Regions from separate parts of the Homo sapiens genome. Here region 1 is linked to region 2. A link is an interaction called in ENCODE POLR2A ChIA-PET data of the cell type or tissue named here. Cell type or tissue: HepG2. All regions are shown on one strand. Each heading gives the region's core, and the rest is flanking DNA. Links, peaks and the distances in the headings are about the cores only.

Region 1 (2,912 bases), core at 170-2,669, 200 kb before region 2:
ATCCTGTCTCAGCCTCCCAAAGTGCTGGGATTACAGGCATTAGCCACTGCACCTGGACCATTTTATTATTTTTCTTTCTTTCTTCTTTCTTTCTTTTTTTTTTTTTTTTTTTTTTTTTTGAGATGGAGACTCACTCCGTTGCCCAGGCTGGAGTGCAGTGGTGCAATCTCAGCTCACTGCAACCTCCGCCTCCCAGGTTCAAGCCATTGTCGTGCTTCAGCCTTCCGAGTAGCTGGGACTACAAGTGTGTGCCACAATGCCTGGCTAATTTTTGTATTTATAGTAGAGATGAGGTTTCACCATTTTATTATTTTTCTTTAAGCTTTTCTTATATGCTTTATGCAAGCTTTATACTTAATATAAATCACCTTAAATTAAAACAATTTTTCGTAAGAAAAGCTGTATTTCAAGTTATGTTTATGTCAGTGTTATTTATAATAAAAACATAAAATGGAAATAGCCTATTTGTTGGAATAAAGTGAATGTTAGTTCAACCATATGGTGAATGGAATATTATTCAGTTATTTAAAATATTGTTAGGTAGCACCCTATAGAAAGAAATAATCTTACAAGTTACCAAAAATGATCACATGACAAAAATAACCATGTGATTACAACCATGAAAAACAGTTCAGATAATAAGAATGTATGCTACTGTGATATAGTTGGGTTTTAGCAAAAGGGATTATGAGTGTTTTTCTCCTTGCTTTGTTTTTCTAATTTCCTATAGTCTGTTTATGTTGTTTTTAATAATTAAAATTTTTGGGCCAGACACGGTTGCTCACGCCTGTATTCCCAGAACTTTGGGAGGTCAAGGTGGGTAGATCACTTGAGGTCAGGAGTTCGAGACCAGCCTGCCAACATGGTGAAACCCCGTCTCTACTAAAAATAAAAAAAATTAGCTGGGCGTGGTGGTGCACACCTGTAATCCCAGCTACTCAGAAGGCTGAGACAGGAGAATCACTTGAACCTGGGAGGTGGAGGTGGCAGTGAGCCGAGATAGTGCCACTGCACTCCAGCCTGGGCGACAGATCGAGGCTCTGTCTTAAAAAAATAATAATTACAACTTTTATTACGAAAAGAAAAAAAAGATTTCCCCAGAAACATGTTTTGATTTCACTATAAATTTAAATGGCCAGAAATCGTACCAGTTTATAAAGTTTTGTATAGGAGGGGAAGTTTTCACAGAGAACGTCCTTTTCTTGGATGTTTCTCAGTAACCTCTCAGCCTCTGCACCTCAGAGAACAAAGGTCTTTTGCTAAGATTCAAATTGTTTGCCAAAAAATTGAGTTTCCCCTCCTTTTGGTTCTTGCCATTGGCCAGCGTGCTTTTCTATCACCAGAGACCTCCAGTATCTCGCTCACACACATCTCACAGCAAGGAGCTGACTAATCCTAAGGCTGGCGGCTTGTTAGGCAACCTTTCACACAGTGCCTATTGCTACCCCATTGCACAATATATTTGACTGGGAATGATAAACCCGTGGTTTACATTTGACTCCAGTCACCTTGTTAGTGCCAGCAGCTTACGTGTGTAAATATCACCCACTGCCTTTAGAAAGACGTTGACAGTTGACATTGTGTTCCTGGCTCCGTAGTGTTGTGTAACACTGGGGAGGAGCAGAGGGGTGGGGAGAAAGAGCCTATAAGGAAGCATCAATCAGAAGCAAATGAGGATATGAACTTATAATCACTTCCAGCTTTATTTATGAAAGAAATGAAAAGCTGGACACTTATGGGTTGTAGCTTCAAATAAACTTAATATTAGAATTAAAGAACTAGAAGAAACAAATTAATCAACATTCAATATATTTCTATTAATCCATTGGTAATATATAAGTAAATCTTTGACAGAGGCACCACACTTTTTTCAGTGACTAAAATAGTTCAAATGGAGAACAGCCATTGCTGTATTATTACAAATTCTGTTGTAATTTCATGAATGTGACAATATAGAATGTATATGATAGAAGAAATCACTATGCAAAGAAGGTTCTGTGCTTAGTTTTTTGAGACTACAAGTCATTTCTTTACACACACACACACACACACACACACACACAAACCCTGTAGCTATGCCCAGGTTAGGGGGAAAGAGGAAGTGGGGAACCCTAAAAGAGAAGAGAATAAAGATTTCAATTATCATTTGTTCTAGGAATGAATACTATCTTACTCAGAGCTTTAAGTCTGTGAGAATATTCAGCCCATATAGTGCAGTACATTTACTGAGGTTAGATTAGTTATTTTTAGTGTCTTCCATGTCCCCTCTGTACACAGTGTGATACTAACAGTAACATAAAAGCCACCTGCAAATTTTGTTTGCTAATAAGATTCCAGACCATTAATGAAAGGACATAGGTTGATTTTGCTAAACAAAACAAAAACTCCAAGAATATCAAAAGCTTGTTTTGAGTGTGAAAGAAGAATAAAACAGATTTCATTTTTATTTGGTTACAAAGAATGTGTTTTTAAAAAGCTGGAAGAGAGTAAGGCAAAGGCTAACCACCCCTTGATAAAGTAGGATATCATAAGGAAAATTATGCAATGGTTAGTGAGATTGCAGAACACTCAATATAGCTAACTTTCCTCAAGATTGAGAAGGACAAAGTAAGTTCCTTAGAATGAGTATCTTTGTATAGTAAGTTTGAATCATACCAGTACATATTAACCAGGTCATTTACTACTTTGACTCACTCTTTTCATTAATATTCAGGAATTACTGTGGTCAAAACTTTATTAACCAACAAAACCTGAGTGTGGAAGGTGTTTCCAACTTGGACAGGAGCAAAAGGCCAAAACTCACCTATAATGAATCACCAACAACTACTTTAGTGTTCTAAGTGTAACTGATAGCCCTGCTAATATTCAATCCTTAAATGTTTATGATGAAGAATTTCACCTTTGGCACCTAG
Region 2 (2,912 bases), core at 231-2,730:
AAATGCTTCTTAGCTATATTAATTTTTAGAAACACACTAGTGCATTAGGATATTTTCTAGGAAACTAAGCACATAAAAGTACCCACTATTGTACTTAAAATATTAGCCTTGTCTCTTATGTATATGTTACATTCCTCAAACTTTTTAAATTTTTTGCCGACACGGAGTCTCGCTTTGTCGCCCAGGCTGGAGTGCAGTGGTGCGATCTCGGCTCTCTGCAACCTCAGCCTCCTGGGCTCAAGCAATTCTCGTGCCTCAGCCTCCCCAGGAGCTGGGACTACAGGTGTGCGCCACCATGCCCGGCTAATTTTTGTATTTTTAGTAGAAATGGGGTTTCACAATGTTGGCCAAGCTGGTCTCGAACTCCTGGCCTCAAGTGATCGCCCACCTCGGCTTCCCAAAGTGCTGGGATTACAGGCTTGAGCAGCCGCGCCCGGCCATATTCACTTAAACATTTAATGACCCAGGAGAACATTCATCTAGGATTTTAAGTTGTACTCACAGTGCTTTTATTTTCTGTTTCGATCAAAATAGTCTATTGATGACAATATTTGTGAGCCCATTCATTTCTACCGTATCAAATTGTTAGTCTAGCCAGTCTCCTTCAAACTTCTCTCCCTCTACCCATCATCGTCAAGATCTAAAGGAATTCACTACCTCTTCTTCTCCCAAGAAAAAAAAAATCGCTCCTCCCCCTCTCCCAACCCCCCCACAACCCATTCCAGAAAAGGAAAGAAGAGGGGACGCAAAGTGGAATAAGTTACGACGGGCGACCGAGCGCATAGAAATGGGACCAAAGCCCAGGCTCAAGACAGAGACGAGGAATCAGTAACCACAGCCGGAGGATCTTGGCTATTTGCCAGCAGAGAACTGACTGGTTCTAAGAAACCAGAGGCAGAGCGAGTGACAGGAAGGGAAAGAGGGCCCACCCTTGGGACTGCCTGAAACACTCAAAGAATGAAAAAGAAACGTCAGGAATCCGAGACGGGATGCGGTCGGCCAGAGCGACCAGCCAGGTTAACAACCAGCTCAGAAAGCCGGGACACGGGTGAGAGACCCCTGGGAAGGAAACAGCGCCCGGGGACGGCCTGCTAAAAGGAAACTGATAACCAGGAAGCCTAAGGCCGCCTCGCTTCCAAAAGTCAGAGTCGGAGCCCAGGTGTCCGGTAGCTGCGGCCAGACACCGGATCGGGTCTGAGGGCGGGCCTAGGGGCGGAGCCCGAGCTCTTTCCCCGCCCTCTAACGGCGACCCGGGCTGCGTTCTCAGTGCGCCGGCGTAGGGTGAGGCCGGACTCTATTTGGCGATTAAGCGTGAGGCTGCGTTCGCTACCCAGCATGCTGTGCGCTAGTGACGGCCCTCCGCCTATCCCCTTCCCAACTCTCCCCCCACCCCTCCCGCCGAGGCCCCCCCTTCCCCTAAAGTGAGTGAGTGAGACGGGCAGATGGAGGAGGGATTGTAATGGCGGCAGCCGGCAGCTCCCTGCTCTGACCCACGGCAGGCACACAGCAACGACCCCTTCCCCGCCCCTCTCCCGGCCGGCCTCCGCCCCGCAGCCAGCGCGGGGCCACCCTCTCCGGCCCTTCCCCCAGCTGTCGGCGTCTCGCCCTGCGCCCCGGCCGGGGCCCCACACACAATGGACGAGCTTGCCGGAGGCGGTGGTGGCGGCCCGGGGATGGCGGCCCCTCCCCGGCAGCAGCAGGGACCTGGGGGGAACCTGGGCCTTTCGCCCGGGGGGAACGGAGCGGCGGGCGGCGGGGGTCCTCCGGCCTCCGAGGGAGCGGGTCCCGCGGCAGGCCCCGAGCTGTCCCGGCCGCAGCAGTACACTATCCCGGGGATACTGCACTACATCCAGCACGAGTGGGCTCGGTTCGAGATGGAGCGGGCGCACTGGGAGGTGGAACGGGCCGAACTGCAGGTACCTCGTTGGGGTCGGTGTGCGGGAGCTGCGGCGGCTGGGTTCCCGGCCGGGGGGTGGGGCTGGGGACTCCACTCAGCCGGAGCCGGCGCCTTGGGAGGCCGAGCGGAACCTACCTGTGCTGCTCAGGTTGTGATGGTCCTCTCAACGGCTTTTCCTGGAGTCCCCCTCCCTCTTTCCCGCATAAGCTTGCTCCCCAACCTTCACTGGCTACGCGGTGCGGGCCTCCTCGGGGCAGCCATTTTGGCTTTTAGTATGGCGTCTGCGGGGGCTCCTCCGGAGGCGGCCTTCCCGGGCCTCCGGGGCTTGGGACCGAGCACCTCTCTGTGGGAGAGTCCGGTTTGGGGCCTCTCAACACTGAGTTTGCTCTTGTTTGTTCCTCTTGAGATGAAGAGCCCGAAGAGAGGGACTAGGATAGGCATCTTACCCCCCTTTTCCGGACCACCCCCCTTTCCGATTTGGCGTATCTGGCCCCCTCCCTCAGACTTGGTACGCGCTTGCCCCTTGACAGCCACGCTTCTTTCCTGGGCTGCTAGGGTGCACAGTGACTTGGGACTGACCTGTGAAGTTTTATTTCCCATCGTCAACTTTAAGTACTTTCTCACCTGAGATGCTGCCTTACTCACTTGGATTCTCTGTAGTTATTCCTTACTTAGTGACTCATCAACGCTTTCAGCACTGAATTTTTCTTTTTACAGTACTCTCCACTAGATCTCCTTTCCCCCATCCGTTTCTTTATCTATAAAAAAACCAAACCAGACGATCGATGCTGTATTTATGAAACGACTGAAGAGATTTAATATTCCCTTGAAGTGAAACGTAGTTATATCATGTTACTTACTCTTGCAGGAGAAGCAAAGTGAGATGTTCTCGGAACCCTTCATAGTTGAGCTTGACTCGATCCTCATAATGTGAACCTTTGATAGGCTGCACATTTGGAAGCTGTTGGTAGTTAACAGCTCATGTCCTGGATCTCAAAATTGCTGCATCTTTTTG

What was found. ChIA-PET counts read pairs that join two places held together with the same protein. Peaks named below come from ENCODE experiments on the same cell type or tissue, not always from the same donor. Only the 100,000 strongest peaks of a DNase experiment are listed, where the experiment ranks them.
Region 1: POLR2A ChIA-PET joins it to region 2 with 10 read pairs; 9 of 35 experiments call an interaction of 5 or more read pairs at or near these places.

What each region holds. Positions count from the first base shown.
Region 1 is chr14:31,228,444-31,231,355 of GRCh38, reverse strand. No RefSeq gene overlaps it. Among named protein-coding and RNA genes, the nearest start is that of HECTD1, 22 kb to the right of the region's middle. In HepG2, for the core only: no CTCF peak of the experiment used is centred there; a DNase peak (open chromatin) is centred at 1,485; H3K4me3 peaks cover 267 bases.
Region 2 is chr14:31,024,908-31,027,819 of GRCh38, reverse strand. It overlaps STRN3 (striatin 3), which reads left to right and starts at 1,441. Exons shown (of 18, transcript NM_001083893.2): 1 at 1,441-1,916. The coding sequence starts at 1,635. AP4S1 (adaptor related protein complex 4 subunit sigma 1) reads right to left here and starts at 2,171. Exons shown (of 6, transcript NM_001128126.3): 1 at 2,033-2,171. RefSeq lists enhancers at 943-1,102, 2,213-2,322, 2,393-2,492 and silencers at 1,233-1,552, 1,643-1,902, 2,042-2,223. In HepG2, for the core only: CTCF peaks have their summits at 1,161, 1,372 and 2,244; DNase peaks (open chromatin) are centred at 879, 1,299, 2,139 and 2,471; H3K4me3 peaks cover 2,500 bases; H3K27me3 peaks cover 518 bases.